2 separate regions of the Homo sapiens genome follow, and region 2 is linked to region 1. A link is an interaction called in ENCODE POLR2A ChIA-PET data of the cell type or tissue named here. Cell type or tissue: OCI-LY7. All regions are shown on one strand. Links, peaks and the distances in the headings refer to the core of each region. The heading gives the core; the rest is flanking DNA.

What was found. ChIA-PET counts read pairs that join two places held together with the same protein. Peaks named below come from ENCODE experiments on the same cell type or tissue, not always from the same donor. Only the 100,000 strongest peaks of a DNase experiment are listed, where the experiment ranks them.
Region 2: POLR2A ChIA-PET joins it to region 1 with 19 read pairs; 2 of 35 experiments call an interaction of 5 or more read pairs at or near these places.

Annotation. Positions count from the first base shown.
Region 1 is chr12:27,671,265-27,680,304 of GRCh38, reverse strand. PPFIBP1 (PPFIB scaffold protein 1) reads right to left here. Exons shown (of 30, transcript NM_003622.4): 14 at 8,759-8,874; 15 at 7,822-7,878; 16 at 6,478-6,538; 17 at 6,084-6,113; 18 at 3,706-3,877; 19 at 3,209-3,241; 20 at 666-816; 21 at 244-372. Among named protein-coding and RNA genes, the nearest start is that of REP15, 21 kb to the left of the region's middle. In OCI-LY7, for the core only: no CTCF peak of the experiment used is centred there; no DNase peak of the experiment used is centred there.
Region 2 is chr12:27,442,430-27,451,469 of GRCh38, reverse strand. SMCO2 (single-pass membrane protein with coiled-coil domains 2) reads right to left here and starts at 4,734. Exons shown (of 9, transcript NM_001395208.2): 1 at 4,645-4,734. BMAL2-AS1 (BMAL2 antisense RNA 1) reads left to right here and starts at 4,836. Exons shown (of 4, transcript NR_109975.1): 1 at 4,836-4,973. In OCI-LY7, for the core only: no CTCF peak of the experiment used is centred there; no DNase peak of the experiment used is centred there.

The sequences.
Region 1 (9,040 bases), core at 600-8,599:
ATTCTAACACAGATGCTGCTGACACTTTAGCTCTGGCCTCTCCCCTAGTTCGCACAGCCCTCACCTTCTGTTTGTTCATCAACCATTGACAAATTGCACGGCTCTAAAGATGATGGCCCCTTTCATTAGGCACAGCATTAAGCAATGACTTTGTTTAACCCAATGACAGTACTAATACTGCAGGACTCATGAGGCTATGATGCTTGGTAGAGATGCAAAAGTCTATCAGTTGGCTCTTCTTACCTGTTAGACTGTCCCAAGTCTCGAGACCAACCTAATCGGGGCCCCGCGGTTGCCCTTGTCCCTCCTCTTTTGAATTCAGGCTCAGACATGTCATCTGGGTTGAATGTAGTTGATTGACTTCTCCTAAGTCTAAAGAAGACAACACACATGGCCAGTATTAGACCTGAGGAGGCCTTAGACTTGTTAATCAGAACATTTTTAACTAGTGCACCTACTGGAACTAATCCTCTTTGTGTTGTTAACATAGACATTTAAATTTAAACTTTAACTAAGACCCAATGAGTTAATAAATCCCACATCACAATCCAAACTTCCTTCCATAAGAGGAATACAAAGGCCTTACAAAGTCCATACCCATGTCCAGCCACTTTTAAGCAACATGTAAGACAGGGCCCATTCCACTTGTTTACTGCTTTACTTACTTTCCAAAGAGTTTCATGATACCTCTGGATTTCTTTTTGGAATCTGGAGATGGAGGCGGTATCTGGAAGGGACTGTTCCTCTGTGAATCTTTTGGCCGAGAAGAAGCACCAGCCAGATCTAGGTGCTCTGCTGTCTCTTTTTCTGTTTCAGCTACTCCAAGAGCAGAATGCAGACAATGAATTTTAAAATATGGAATAAACATGATGTTAATCTTCTTGGTTCTAGAACTGTTAAGAATTCTTCTGTTGGTCTATAATCAGTGACTTACAAAGAGCACCTTGTAAATATTAGAAATGGAACACACATATACGTTCTGCTCCATAGTTTACTGTGTGTAAACTTAATAAAATTACAAGCCCTTTGGAGATTAAAAGAATGTGATAGGATTGCCACATTCTTTCCTTGAGTGATTTCAATTCATAATGGAATTATTCCCAATCTTTCCATAGCACGTGGTACTGTTGATTACCTGCTACATCCTTCAAAATCATCTCCTTTTGCTTCTTGACATGACCACTCTCCTACATCTGTCATCTGATAGTGTCTTTGCTGTAGCACCCCTGCTTTTTTTTCTTCCCCCATGCCACTTTAAGATTATATTCTAAATGCCCTCTAGAGGATCAGAATCTCTGGGCCTAATCTCTCTCTCTAGGCTCTGTATCTAAATGCCTGTGATATTCCCAATTCAGTGTGTCGGGACATCTGGGACTTCACAAACTCATCCAATTTCCCCGAGAGTCTTTTTCTCTCTTAAATGTTTTTTTTTTTTTTTTTTTTTTTTTGAGACAGAGTCTCACTCTGTTTCCCAGGCTGGAGTGCAGTGACATGATCTCGGCTTACTGCAACCTCCGCCTACTGGGTTCAAGCAATTCTCTGCCTCAGTGTCCCAGGTAGCTGGGATTACAGGCACCCGCCACCACACCTGGCTAATTTTTGTATTTTTAGTAGAGACAGGGTTTCACCATCTTGGCCAGGCTGGTCTTGAACTCCTGACCTCGTGATCCACCCACCTCGGCCTCCCAAAGTGCTGAGATTACAGGCGTGAGCCACCACGCCTGGCCTCGTCTCTTAAATGTTCTTATTTGATATTTGGTTAATATTAATTAATACTGTCCCTGTTACTCTAGCTCAGACTCTATGTCATTTTCCTTTTACTCCTTCTCCTTTGGCATTTACATCAAATCAGTTACCCAGTTCAAGCAATTCTTTATTTTTGAAATGTATTCCAATCTATTAAATCCTAGGCACTGAGAGAAGAATGAACTGGATATGCCTAATTTTTCTTTTGACATAAAGTAAGTGCCTGTTGATTTTACCTTAAAAGAATCACATCCACAGTTGCCACTCTCAGATCTCCAAGCATTAACTATTTCAGTTCTTTTAGCTGTCCCTTAGTGGACAATCCCATACTAGCAAACACAAGGGCTACTGTTGTCTTCAGTGTGAGATTTTATACTTTATAAAAGAAAGTAAAAGTTGTACTAAAATCACAAGAACAGTGTTTCAGCAAGATCTATGAGTTGCAGAAAGTTGATTTTTCTACAAAGCAGAGCTGTGATTATAGGTTATAATAAGCAGCATTTACCTCTTAGCATTAACAAAACAGTTCTTCTAAGAAAGATGCAAAAAAAAACTATTTGAAAATAGTTGTCTGAACAGATCAGTTTATTTTATGCATCCAGTGTTCATTCTAGACATTTATATCGATAGAGAGAGAAGTCCCGTTTGCTGGTCCATGTGAATAGATAGGTGGATATCTATACAAGGTAACAGCACCTTTTGGAAAAACCCAAAGGAACTTTCCCAATTCAAATCCTTCAACCACGATGGCTACAGGTGCCCCTGAAAATGCTGCCTAGCTTATCCTCATCTTAAAACTACCATATTTCTCTTTTTTATTTTGAGAACTTTTTTCCCCATTTGTCCCCTGCCTTACAAAGAGGAAAACTGAGCTGCCCCTCTTCTAAAATCACTTTGGGGGGTAACGCCTCAGATATCAAGTAAAGTTGCTTCTGTCATCACTAAATATTATCTCCATCTTCAAAGTAATAAAACGTCAGAAGAATGTTCCCCTAAGAGAAGTAAGCCTAAAACTATAATATTCAATGTCTTCTATAAACCTCCCTATATGGCCAAAAAAATTTCTTTTTGGAGGCTGGGGGAAATGTAAGCATGGAGAACGGACTGCAAGGACCTGGGAGTTAGTGTGTGGTAATATGCACTTCAAGGCTGAAAGAGCTGCAATGTACAATGCCAGGACATTCCTGCCCTGCACTCTGAGGGATGCTGCACACGTCTAGGTCCTCTCAAAGCTATTCACACAGTGAGTGTTACTAGTATTGGTTAAAACAGCATTTAGGCTTGGAAGCAAAGCCTCTACAGAGTCCTTTTTAGCAGAAGGTGGAAAGAACACTCCGGAATAGAGAACTACATTTTCTGATTGCTGTCAGATCGCTTTCTAGAGATCACAGATGCCAAGAGCAGGGATTAGATTGGTTTGGAGCACAGTGCTGGTGAAGGCTGGCATGCAGGGGTACAATACCTAGGGTGGGTGCACTGGCACTTCGTTTACGATCTTCAGATATCCCAACAACGCACACAATCACACGCAGCCCAATGGAGAGAACACAGAGATGACAAAATGAAATGCAGATCAGACTCCTCCTCGCCAAATACACACCGTGGAGGAGAGGCATGCGGCACACAGTGCTTCTGATGTTACACACAGGCTCAACGTCAATGTTAATTTATCCACTATCACAACAGATGGGAAACTCCATGATGAAGTCAAAGGGAATCATGATTTTAGGTCTTTCCGCTAAGTTTATACCACAGGAGAGAGCAGGGTGAGAGTCTATATATCTTCACAACACTAAATTAAATCCACGGAGGCATTTTTTGCTAAATTCCCCTAAGTCATTCACCTTCGTTTCTGAGAAAGAGAAATGAATCAATGAATGAAAGAGTAAGGGAAGGGAAGACACTGCTCTTTTCCTCCTTGTGGAAGAATTAGGGCAAAGGCATTTTGGTCATACGTACCTAAGTTTGGTGCACTTGCTGTTCTCTTGTTACTTTTGATTTTAAAAAAGCCCCGGCCAAAGGAAGATCTGACTTTTCGAGTGCCGAAGGGGTTGTCATCCATGGAGGTGTCCTGCCCTGGGGGCCTGGGAGGAAGGGTCCCAAATGGCCTGCTTTCTGCCGGAGCTCTGTCCTGAGAGGCAAATAAGAATAGTGAAACAGCTCTCAGGTGCAGCATCCTCAGCACATGCCAGGCTAACAGCAAATACTCACTCACGCCACATCCATGAGTTTATTCAAAAGAATAACTGAACTAATACATTGATCACCAATGTCAAATGCCTTATCAGAAGTTGAAAAAAAATCAATTCTGAAAGCTACTTAAGAAACAACAACAAAAGCAACAAGGAAAACATGTTCATCACTAATCTAGAATCGATATGTCTAGGGCTTTAAATATTTAGGATACAAAAATTCTTAAATTTTGTTTGCCTCATTCCTCAAAAGACATGGAGACATTACATAACCAGAATAATAGCAGCAGATTTCTGACTTTTCTAACAATTATGTCACGGATTTAGCTATAATACAGTTCATATTCTTATATTATAACTTTGTCAATAGAAGCCTAATATAATATTAATTATTCTACAAAGCAGGCATTAGTTCAAACTTCTATACCAGCAGTATAAGGAGATTCTATTCCAGTTATTTTAAATATTCTCCTCAAAGAATAAGAAAATGAAGGCACAGTGAGCAACTTTATTTTGAGCTTTTTGGTTCTTTGAATGGGCAATTAGAGCCAGCTGTAACACAGTATATTATTTTAGTATTTATACAAAGATGCTTTGCCTAGATCAATGTCATGAAGTGTTTCCCCTATGTTTTCATCTAGCAGTTTTATAGTTTCTGGTCTTATATGTAAGTTCTTAATCCATCTTGAGTTGATTTTTGTTGATTTGGTGACAGGTGAAGTCCAATTTCATTCTTCTACATATGGATATCTAATTTTCCCAGCACCATTTATTGAAGTGGGTGTCCTTTATACAAAGATACTTTTGTCTTCTTGTTTTCATTTCTCTATTCTTTCCCTCTGCTTCTTTTTTTTGCAGAAGTAGAAATAATTCTTGCCCTCTGCTTCTTTTTTTACAGAAGCAGAGAAAAGGGTGAGGGGATATAGGTATTTTAGGTGGTTATTTTACTCTATATATCTACAGCTCATAGAAACCAAAAGTTTACAGATGGCACAATTTAGTGATATTATCATCCATGGCTCAACAATGACGTCAAAATCATTTAACCATTTATTGAACTGAAAAGACAACAAGGATTTTAATTATAGCTGTCACCACTGGCTGCTTTGTCAATTCTATCCACATATGACTCAGGCACTAAGAGCCAACAGTCAAGAGACTGGATCTGGAGGTAGCCTATCAGGCTGTAATCTTCACAAGGTTAATGACAGAAAATCAGAGGACAGAACAGGCACAGTGGCTCATGCCTGTAATCCCAGTACTTTGAAAGGCAGAGGTGGGAGGATTACTTGAGCTCAGGAGTTCAAGATCAGCCTAGGCAACATGACAAGATCTCATCTGTACTTAAAAAATAAAAAATAAAAAAAAAAACAAACGAAAAAAAAAAACAGCCGAGTATGGTGGTGCACGCCTGTAATCCCAGCTACTTGAAAGGCTGAAGTGGGAAAATCACCTGAGCCCAGGAAATCGAGGCTACAGTGAGTTATAATTGCACCACTGCACTCCAGCCTGGACGACAAAGTGATACCATTTCAAAAAAAAAAAAAAAAAAAAATCAGGGGAAAGAAGAATTGAGCACATGTTGACGACATCTTTAAACATACCAAAATGTTTGCTTTAGATGGGCACCGGGTGTATAATCTAATGGTAATCTAAGAAGGGCTTTTGGGGAGGTCTAAGGAAGCTCAGTTATGGTCATTAGGAACATTAAGTAGCATGACTGAGAGACTATGGTTTTGTTTTTTAATAACTTACTGAAGTGAAATTCATAACAAAATTAACAATTTTAAAGTGCACAATTCAGTGGCATTTAGTATGTTACGATGTTGTGCAACCACCACCTCTACCTGCTTCCAAAACATTTCCATCATTCGAAAGCAAAACCCCTTACCCTTAAACAGCTTCTCCCCATTTTTCCCACCTCTTACCACTGGTAACCACCGATCTGCATTCTATTTCTATAGATTTATCTGTTCTGGATGTTTCACATAAACGGAATCATATAATATGTGAACTTTGTGTCTGGCTTCATTTAGCATAATGTTCTAGAGGTTCTGAAAGTTTTTATCTACTGGAGACATTTAAGCAATTTACATGTAATGGAAGTAGAAATATTTTTGCATTGTAATTTGGACAAAAAGTTACCTCTGAAGTCTTCTGAATAGTTTCCTTTTCCTGTTCAAAGCAATAACAATATTTAAGGTTGTTAGGGAAATCCTTTGTATAATTCTGAATTTGTCACATACAACTCCATAAGTTAAAATAATTTTATATCTACTTCTAAGCTACAAAATCTTAGTATTGTTTATTTTCCAAAATGTTTTATTAAAGTCTCCATTTTTGGTTTTACATACTATTTTCAATCCTTCATATTCATACTTCTTAATATTTACTGTTAAACCTAACATCTAATAATTTTCCACTAAAAACCACAAGCTCTTCATAAGAGTTTTATTTGCAAAAAGGGAAAAGATGAAGATCCCTAAATAGTTTTTTCTCAGGATAACAGACAAAAAAAAACAAAAAACACAGAACCCACCCCATCAGATGTCTCTTTCTTCAGATTGCCCAGGCTGCTGGACTTCTGCAGACTTGAAGTTCTAAAAATAACAGTAATAACAATTAATAATAAGTGGCTCCAGTGCCACTGTTTCTAAGTAAAACATCTTGGAAAGAAACTAAAATTGCGTGTGGGTTGAATCCTGGCAATAAAAGAAAATCTGGAATCAGGCAGTCACTTATGTGCTTCACTAAATGACAACATTTAGTTCTTTTAAAAGCAGGGGTGATTAACTGTCCTGCCAATAATTCTAACTGTTCTGCACATGTTAGAAGAGCTGGAAAAGCACTTAGGACTAGCCTTGTGATGTCAATATTCGAAAATAAAGCAGTGTTTTCCATGGACTAGTGCTGCATCCTCTGCATGTACTAGGAACTTTAAAAATACTCACGTACTATTTATATCTAATCCTTCTAATTAAAATAAAGAATGGAAGTTTCACTTTTCAATTCACAAGGGAATCACATTTCTGAGTCTGGCAAAGCAATTCATTTTATAGTTCTAATTAAAGCATAGTAGAGGAATCCCTAATGCTGCCCATAATAATTCATTTGCTATCCTAGTGAAGGCAAAGAGACACTATAAACATCCAGAGACTTTCTCTTTCACATAATTAATATTCAATTATATAGAGCTGGTGTTACTAAAAACTTGAAGGTAGAGATATGTGACCAGTTTAGAGAGAGTGACAGAGAAGTAATGTATTTGCCTCTACGAAACAGAATAATATAAATATGCACATTTACAAACTTTCAAAAGGCATTTCTTCTGTATTTAGGTGTATTGCCAGAAGTATCAACTACCAAATAAAGTAAAAGATAATAGTGAGAAAGAAAAGATCTCATTTTTGAGTACTGCTCTGAAAATAGACTTTCCTAATTTAATCCAGACTTTAACTTGGATAAACACAGATATTAGGTCAGTTCATAAAACTGAAAGTGCAAAAAAACCCATCTCAGCTTTCCAAGCATCACATCATTCCCTGTGATGCCTTCCCACTGGACTCAAAATATGTCAGTGCAAAAATGAATTAAAAGCATTGAACTTCAAATGAAAACTGATGAAGCAAGGCTAGAGACCTGCAAAACCCCGGCATGAGATCTGCAAAACCCTGGCATGAGATAATAGCAAATCAGAAATTATTTCTTTGTAAACTTACAGCTCCCCACCTTCACCCCCACCCAATTATTATAGCTACATTGATTTATTCAGTAATTTAACAGCCTCGGTCATTTGCTGTTAATATTAGTAATTGTTAGTATAACAGAACTCTCTTTCTCTAGCCTCAATCACATTTTTCACATTCAATAAAATGTAACTTACAAAAGTTTATCACACAGTTGGGTATCAACAGTGGCACCAAGGATTATGTTTCCATCACTAAAATGTAAAGAACAAAAGGTATTTATTAACTTCACGAATAAAAGACCATATATGTTCTAAGTGAACAGATAAGTCAAAAACAAAAAATTATGCAAAGGAAGCTATTTCTATTTTTTTAAATGTCCTATTTTATTTGGCCTAAAATAAGACTAGACAATCTGGGAATATGTTGGCAAAACATTCTATTTTCTTAGAGACAAACTACTGTATCCTTTTCCTGTCCCCTTCAGACCCATCCTTCAAACACACTTACAGCCCGTGACTGTGACTATTTAGTTTACAATCCTTTGACAGTTACCTATGACCTCGGATATAAAAATCCAAGTTCCCTAAACTTTTTTTTTTTTCTTTTTGAGACAGAGTCTCGCTCTGTCACCCAGGCTGGAGTAGAGTGATGTGATCTCGGCTCACTTCAGCCTCCGCTTCCTGGGCTTATGTGATTCCTGTGCCTCAGCCTCTGAGTAGCTGGGATTACAGGCGTGTGCCACCATACTCAGCTAATTTTTGTATTTTCAGTAAAGACGGGATTTCGCCATGTTGGCCAGGCTGGTCTCAAACTCCTGGCCTCAAGTGATCTGCCCACCTTGGCCTTCCAAAGTGCTGAGATTACAGGCGTGAGCCACCACACTTGGCCAAGTTCCTTAAAATCTCTTTCTAACCTGACAACCCTACCTCCCCAGCCTGATCTCTTATTATTTCCTGCTTCACACCTTTTATTTCCATAATACAGAACTGATTACAGATCCCCCAGTGGACATCTTGCAGTTTCTTGCTTCTCTAGGTAAAAATTGTGTCTGTAAATAAATGCAATACATCCTTGTCTTTGGCTGATCTACTTTTTTGAACATTTATATTGCACTGTTAATAAATGACATACTTTTCTTCAAATGAAGTCTCTGGCTTAGGAGTCAACTTTGATTTTTCAGAAGTTTCCATGCTTACAGTTGCTGGCAATAATGAAGGGATGGAAACTTGCAAGATGGTAGTATGGAACTGTAATGTAATTACAAAAAATCAATCAATCAATCAAAACAAAACACAAGCCACAGAGTAATTTAAATAAACATAAGAAAATTAAACGGTCTATTGACAAAATCTCATAATCAGTGTTCAGAACTGTATAAAATGATTTCAGAATATAAACATCTATATAGAAGGA
Region 2 (9,040 bases), core at 579-8,578, 230 kb after region 1:
AAAACGAGGCTACATATTGATCATTTGATAAAAATGTGACTAGAGAGGGGACCAGCAGGGGGGAGGTTGGGGGAAAGAGAAGAGACAGAAATGGATGACCGTTATAACCCCAATGGGGAGTGCTATCCAGCCCAGGGTCCCCCTCTCCCCACAATGTCAGGCTGAGCCTCCAAAAGATAATGTTAGAAAAAAAAATGTGACTAGAGGCTTGAAAGAGCCTAACCCTGTACTTCCCCTGGGAGCAACAGTTTTGCATTTGCTAATTCAGTGTTCACAGAGACTCTACAGAACAGAACTACCAGGTATAATGAGAATTAACTGTAATCTGAAATTTTGGACAGAGAACAAATAGTAAATAATAACTATCTGTAGTAGTAAAATAAATGACAGATATATTTGTATCTTTCTATTATTTACATGAGAAAAGATGAATGAGAGCCTCGGCTTGGCAATTTGTAAAGTTTATCAAAATCTAGAATTCTTTGGAATAAATCAGTGTCTCCTAAAGCTTCTAAAATTTCTCTTTCACTCCTCCCAAGAAATTATTTAGGGCAGCAACTCTTTCCCTGTGAGGATAGCCTCGTTCATGGACATAACTTTGCAGTACTCACTGTATGAAGCCAATCATACAAAAAGACCAAGAAAACACCACCTAAAAAGATTTAGCCCATTTTACCTTAATATAGAATTGTTATTTAATTTTATGAGACAGGCAAATATTCTTGAAAGTCAATTTCTAAATAGCTATAAGAATACTTAGAAAAAATCTAGGAACAGTCCTTCACCAGTGAGCATTCTTTTCAACATCTATTCTCTGTTCCTGGTTTAGATAAAGATTGGCAGCACTGCTCCCTCTGTGAGCACTTTGGGTTGTGATCCTCCTCGTGCTGATTTACCAGTCCTGAAGTATGGCTTCCCAGGAGCCGCTGAGGGTAAAATCAATGTTAACTTACACTCATCTTCAGCACACTGTTTGCACTGAAGGAATGGTCCTAGCCTTACTAGTGTTGGATTTTAACAAACTAGGTGAGAAGAAGCCTCAGCTAGTTGATAAAATTCATTTGTAATGAGGACACAGAGGTCCAGTGGAAACTGGGCATCAGAAGAAACAGGCGAGGTCACATGGTGCTTGTCAGGCAGCCCAGCCTAGTTGGTGGGGGGTGGGGGCAGGGAGGGAGGAGGGCCAGAGAAATAGGGTGCCTGCCTCCTTCCCAAGGTAGGGATTGCAAGGCCTGAATCAAGAAAGGAAGGTCAACAGCCTTGAGGAGAATATGTTTTGGTGACCAGGTGTGACCCTCAGAACAGGACAGGCAGCCAGAGGCTCCACAGACCTCTACCCTGAGAGGAGCAGAGCTGAGCTGGGAAGAACTCTGTGTTCCTGAATGTGGCCCACAGAATCCATTCCGCACAGCATTTGATAAGATTGACTTAAGAGGAGACAATTATGATTGGAGTAGGGGTCATGAGCTAAAACTGGCCGATGAATGGATGGAGGTGAGAACGAATGAAGGGAGGCAGCAAAGGCAGGGCTGCCTGCTCGAGTCTTTCAACAGTCCTACAGGAAGGGCTTAGCTAGAGATTCGGACCCACGTAGCCAGGCATTAAAGCCCAAGAAATGGGCTCAGCCCCTCCTTTTGGTTCTCTAATGGGGGAAAACTGGCCTTGTAAGAGCCTGTCATTGTATTATAGGACAATGGAAATACCCAGCCAGAGAAATAGAAGTCCAATGTACCAAGAGGGGAGTGGGACATAATTGGTGTTATCAGTGCATCACTCAATGGATTTGTATTGGATATTTTAACTTTTCCCCCCTTCAAGGGACCAGATGAGAACTAAATCTGTATAAATCCTTGGGTGTGACCTTTAACTCAATCCAAGGCACAATAGGTTTTCAACCACATTTTCTCTGTGCAGAAAAAGTTTCCAAGAAGGAAATGGAGGAGAAGCCTCATTACTCCCTTCTGTCAGTCTCTTACTGTGATCCCTCCATAAGCAGTTTCCTGTGTTTCTCACAATTAATTTTAATAATTTCATTTTTGCAGAGAATTCTGTATAATTGAGAAAGTATGTCAACTTGTTCCTATAATTTTTTCAGAAGTATGCAGCAGGTGACAGATTTTGTCCCTTACAAAGATAAACATAACGAAAGTATGAAATGTTTGTTCATCCAAATGTTGTTTATGCAAAGATCAGAGCAAGTATTTCGTTTGGGTGTGGCAGTTCAAAGAAACACCTTGATGACCTTTGCGGCTTATCTAATAACGCTAGCATTATGTTTTTTTTGTGATCACGGAAGCGGGTGCAGGGGTGGCATGATTTATAATTCAACAGTCTTGGTTTAGCCAGTCTAGAACACTTAGGAGCATATAATCAGGTCAAGTTTTCAGACCCACACAAAGCCTGCAGGGTGGCTGAGACCTAGGCTGGCCTTAGTCCTCAACTTTTTGAGCCAACATACACTTGAGTCTGCAGTGGATGGACAGTTTCCCACCGCTTGCCTTCTCTTTCTCCTCTTTCAAAGTCCTTCTGTCTTTTACCCCTTTGATTCTGGTTTGACAATTCCATTCTTCTCTCATTATTTGGTCAACTGGTAGACTATGTGTGGGAGCGGGAGATTGAGGGGTTTAGAGAATCATGTGGTTGGAGAATGAGGGTAGAGGATGTTAGAGTGACCTCCGAGTGAATTATCAATAAGACCATAAGACCTTTCTCAATGCAAATGTTAACCTCCAGCTAGTACATATTAAGCTGATTATTCTGCTTAAAGGTCATTTGTTTACTGCCTCACCTTGAACCACATTATAAAAGGTTCCCTTGTTTACTTTTGTTTAGAACTGGAGAGAGGATTTTAAAAATTTAATCCCAAGGGTCCCAGAGCCTGGCTTAAGGAGCTTAAGGGTCTGCTGGCCCCAGTTTAAGTTTTGTTCTTCTGACACAATGCCGAGAAAAGCATTGATTCCAGTTCAATTCTCAGGTTTGTTTATTTGGTTTTGCTTTTATGCAGTTGGGGGAAAATAGAAAGAAAAATGGCATTAAGTTCAAGTGTGGCCACCCTTTCTATTTCAACAAGTAGTATTCTACTAAACTCAGTAAAGACTTGCCGCTTGGGAGAACTAAGGCGGAGGGCACTCTTCTTTATCGTGCAATTCTGACCTGGCAGACATAGCATTCTGGGTTTACATCTATTATGTCACTAATCCTGACAACACCTCTGTAGGGTACTTGATAATATTCTCAATTTAACAATGAGTAACAACTTCTGGGAGGAGGGTGACTTGTTCAAGGTCCTACAGCTAGTAAGTGGTAAATCAAGAACTTAAGTCCAAAATTTTCTAACCGGAAAGCTAATACTTTCTCTACTTGTTTCTAAAAACATGTATTTAATTGATAACTATTTTTGAGCATCTGCTATGTGTCAGGTACTGTGCTGGAGTGGAGAATGCAAGCATGCGTAAAGATACAGTTCCTGTCCCTGCGGAGCTTGCAGGCCACTTGGCTCTGGTCAGGTGCAATGTGTTAAGTGCTAGGGAAGGTTGCGGTGGCAGCACATAGGAGAGGCACTCGGCTGAGTTTCTGGGGCTCAGACGCGTAAGTCCAGAGAAAGTACATCTACAGAAGCCCGAAAACAGTTTCTCAAATTTTACTGTAAATGTGAATCATTCTAGGATCTTGTTAAAATGTAGGTTCTGATTCAGGAGGTCTGGAGTGAGGCCTAAAGTTCTGCTTTTTTTTTTTTTTTTTGAGACAGAGTCTTGCTCTGTCTCCCAGCCTGCGATCACCACTCACTGCAGCCTTGACCTCCTCCCACCTTAGCCTCCCGAGTAGTTGGGACTACAGATGCGGATCACCATGCCCAGCTAAGTTTTTGTATTTTTTATAGAGACAAGGTTTTGCTGTGTTGCCAGGCTGGTCTCAGGCTCCTGGGCTGAAGCGATCCTCCCACCTTGGCCTCCCAAGGTGCTGGGATTACAGGTGTGAGCCACCGCACCTGGCCGATTCTGCCTTTCTAACAAGCTCCCGAAGAGGCTGTTGCAGCTGGTCCATGGATCACCCTGTTAGTAGTAAGGCTCTGAAGAGCAAGAAAGGGTTAGCCAGGTAGAGAGGTGTGTCGGTGGTGACAGCTTCCCCAGTAAAGATGCAGAATGGGCAAAGCCTTATGGAGAAAAGGATCAAGATCATCTTCAGGGAACTGTGGTTTCCCCAGTAATCCTGGACTGTGGGGCATGAGGTGGTGAGGTAGCTCAAGAAGGGGCTGGAGGTGAAAGTGAAGTAAATGGAAACCCATCATACAGGGCCCCATAAGCCTTGTTAAGGGGCTGTGTCTATTACTGAGGGCAGTGAGATGCCATTCACTGTTTTAAGCTGATGAGTTCCTTTATCGGATCTGTGCTTTCCAAAAAGCACACTGACTACAGTGTGGAAACTGCATTAGAACAGTGTTTTCAATGCTGTCTCCATGTCAGAATCACGTGGGGAACTTTATAAAATGCCAATGCTCAGCCACCGTCCCTAACCCCGACCCCAGACAATTCAAGAGGATCTCTAAGGCAGAAGTTCTTAAAGCATGGTCCCTGGACCAGCATCAGCAAAAGCATCAGGGAACTTGTTAGAAATGCAAATTCCCAGGCCCCCTCCCAGACTTACTGAATCAGGAACTCCGGGAGTGGGCCCAGCAGCCTGAGGTTTAAGAAGCTCCCCAAGGGCCTCAGGTACAGCTAATGTTTGAGAACCACTGGATTAGAGGGAGAAAAGTGGGGAGAGAGAGAGGATACTTGACCAATCAGAAGCAGAGAGATGATGATGTCACAGAACCCACATTGGCTCTTATTAAACTCGAGGATCAACATCATCTTGATAGAGTCCCATAGTGTCTCAAAGTGGGGAGGTTAGGATGCTGGTTAGTCATGGAGTATTTTCAGAGTGGAAGTTGATCAGTGACGTTTTGTCAGGGATTGATCCAATTTATAAACTAGGTAAGTTTCTGTGTTATTGACTGAATTGTTTTTCCCTCCAAATTCATATGTTGAAGACCTACGCCCCAATGTGATGGTATTTGGAGATCAGGCCTTTGGGAGATAATTAAGGTTAGATGAGGTTATGAGGGTGGGGCCCTCATAAATGAGATTAGTGCCCTTATAAGAAGAGGCACCAGAGAGCTTTCTCTCTCCCTCCTCCATCTCTCTCTCCCCTTCCCCTCCTGCTCCCTCTGTTCCCAATCCCTGCTTCCCAACTCCCACCATGTGAGGACACATTAAGAAGGCCACCATTGGCCAGGTGCAGTGGCTCATGCCTGTAATCCTAGCACTTTGGGAGGCTGAGGTGGGTGGATTACGAGGTCAGGAGTTCAAGACCAGCCTGGCCAACATGGTGAAACCCCATCTCTACTAAAAATACAAAAAGTAGCTGGGCGTGTTGGTGGGTGCCTATAATCCCAGCTACTTGGGAGGCTGAGGCAGGAGAATCATTTGAACCTGTGAGGCAGAGGTTACAGTGAGCTGAGATCACGCCATTGCACTCCAGACTGGGCGACAGAGCAAGACTCTGTCTTAAAAAAAAAAGAGAGAGAGAGAAAGAAAAAGAAAAAGAAAAAAAGAAGGCCACCTTCTACAAGCCAGAAAGAGAGCCCTCACCAGAAACAGACCATGCTAGCACTTGATCTTGGACTTCTATTCTCCAGAACTGTGAGAAAATAAATTTCTGTTGTTTAAGCCACCCACTCTGTGGTATTTCGTGATGGCAGCCTGAGCTAAGACACTTGTGGAAAGGTAAGTGGTCTTGCTGGGACACATGGGTCCCTGTGGAGTTAACTGTTAAAATGGTTTGTCTGTGGTCTTATCTTGGGACATGTGGGTCTGAGTGAATTGCAGCTGTAACAAATTGAGCTTATATAGTTTACGTTGCAAGTTTTCAGTTTTGAAATTGTGGCTTTTGTTTCATATTTTAGAATCCTAAACTAAGGCTGTGATATGAATTATTGAAATTCAAAACTCTTAATAGGGTTGTCAGATAAAATATAGAACACCCAGTTAAATTTGAATTTCAAGTAAACAGTAAAAACATGTTTAATATAATTATATGCCAAATAGTGCATGGAATATACTTATTCTAAAAAAAATTCATGGTTTATCTGAAATTCAAATTAAACTGGGTTCCTGTATTTTTAAAAATTTTATTGAGGTACACTATACATGTATAATTTACCATATTTACCATTTTTAAATGCAGTTCAGTAGCAATAAATACATTGATATTCTTTGTTTTGCCTTTATTCCCCTCCCCTTCGCTGCCTCTGGTAACCACCAATCTACTGTCTATCTTCACGAGATTCACTTTTTTTAGCTCCCACATATGAGTGAGAACATACGATATTTGTCTCTCTGTGCTTGGCTTATTTCACACAGCATAATGGCCTCCATTTCTATCCATGTTGCTGCAAAGGGCAGGATTTCATTCTTTTTTTATAGCTTAATAATACTCCACTGTGTATATATATATCACATTTTCTTTATCCATTCATCCATTGATGGGCACTTAGATTCATTTCATATTTTGGCTATTGTGAATAGTGCTGCAATAAACACGGGCGTGCAGCTATCTCTTTGATATATTGATTTCCTTTCTTTCACATATATACCCAGGAGTGGCATTGCTGGATCATATGGTAGTTCTATCTTTAGTGTGTTGAGCAGCCTCCATACTATTCTTCATAGTGGTGGTACTAACTTATACTCCCAGCAATAGTGGATGAGGGTTCCCCTTTCTCCACGTCCTTGTAGGCCTCTGTTACTGCCTGTCCTTTTGATACAAGCTATTTTAACTGAGGTGACAGATACGATCACATTGTGTTTTTTATTTGCATTTCTCTGATGATTTAGTGATGTTTACAAATATTTTCTCTCATTTTGTGGGTTGTCTATTCACTTTGTTAGTTGTTTCCTTTGCTGTGCAGGAGCTCTTTAGCTGGATGTAATCCCAATTGTCTATTTTTGCTTTGATGGCCTATACTTTTGAGGTCTTACACAAGAAATCTTTGCCCAGACCAATGCCCTTGAGTATTTGCCCTGTGTTTTCTTCTAGTAGTTTCACAGTTTCAGGTCTTAGATTCAAGTCAATAATCCATTTTGATTTGATTTTTGTATATGTTGAGAGATAAGGGTCTAGTTTCATTCTTCTGCATATAGTTATCCAGTTTCCCCAGCACCATTTATTGGAAAGACTGTCCTTTCCCTATTGTATGTTCTTGATGCCTTCGTCAAAGATGAGTTGGTTGTAAATGCGTGGATTTATATCTGGGTTCTCTATTCTGTTCCATTGGTCTATGTGTGTCTGTTTTTATGCCAATATGCTGGCATACTGGCATAAAATCATGCTGCTTTGGTTACTATAGCTTTGTGGTAAATTTTGAAGTTAGGTAGCGTGATGCCTCCAGCTTTATTCTTTTTGTTCAGGATTGCTTTGGCTATTTGAAGTATTTCATGGTTCCATATAAATTTTAGGATTGTTTTCTCTCTTTCTGTGAAGAATGTCACTGGTATTTTGATAGGGATTGCATTGAATCTGTAAATTAATTTGGGTAGTATTGTAATTTTAACAATATTAATTATTTCAATCCATGAGCATGGAGTATCTTTCAATTTTATTGTGTCCTGTTCAATGTCTTTCATCAGAATTTTATTGTTTTCCTTGTATAGATCTTTCACTTCTTTGGTTAGATTGATTCCTAGGTGTCTTGATTTTTTACAAATTGTTCACTGGTGGCATATATAAATACTATTGATTTTTGTATGTTGATTTTGTGTCCTGCACCTTTATTGAATTTATCAGTTCTAACAGTTTTGTGGTGGAGTCTTTAGGTTTCTCTAGGTATAAGATTTGTCATGTGCAAACAAGGCTCATTTGACTTCTTCCTTTCCAGTTTAGATGCCTTTTGTTTCTTTCTTTTGCCAAATTACTCTGGCCAGGACTTTCCAATATTACGTTGAATAACAGTGTTGAAAGTGGACATCCTTGTGTGGTTCCAGTCTTTAGAGGAAAGGCCTTCCATTTTTCCCTATTCACTATGATGTTAGCCATGGGTTTGTCATAGATGGGCTTTATTATTTTGAGGTATGTTCCTTCTATACCCATTTTTGAGGAGCCTTTTTATCATAAGGGGATGTTGAATTTTATAAAAATGTTTTTTGGCATCTATTGAAATAATCATATGGTTTTTATTCTTAATTCCATTAATGTGATATATCACAGGTATTGATTTGCATATGTTGAAACATCCTTGCATCCCTGGGATGAATCCCACTTGATCATGGTGAATGATCTTTTTAATGTATTGCTGAATTCAGTTTGCTAGTATTTTGTTGAGGATTTTTGCATCTATGTCCATCAGAAATATGACCTGTAGTTTTCTTCTTTTGTGGTATTTTCTTCTCTGGTGTTGGTATCAGAGTAATGCTGGCCTCATGGAATGAATTTGGAAGAATGTCCTCTTCAATTTTCTAGAATAATTTGAGTAGGGTTGGTATTGGTATTAGTTCTTTAAATGTTTGATAGAGGCCAGGCACTGTGGCTCATGCCTGTAATCCCAGCATTTTGGGAGGCCAGGGTGGGAGGATCACTTAAGCTCAAGAGTTCAAGATCATCCTGGGCAACATAGTGAGACCTTGTCTCTACAAAAAAATCCAAAAATTGGCTGGGTGTTGTGGCGCATGCCTGTAGTTGCAGCTATTCAGGTAGCCAAGGCAGAAAGATCACTTGAGCCCAGGAGGCTGAGGCTGCAGTGAACCATCCACTGTACTGACAAAGTGAGACCTGACAAAGTGACTGGCTGACAAAGTGAGACCCTATCTCAAAAAATAAATAAATCAATGGTTGGTAGAATTCAGCAGTGAAGTCATCAACTCCTAGGCTTTTCTTTGATAAGAGACATTTTATTATGGCTTGGATTATTGGTTTGTTGAGGTTTTCTATTTCTTCATGGTTCAATCTTGGTAGGCTCTGTGTGTTCTGGAGTTTGTCTGTTTCTTCTAGGTTTCCAATTTGTTGG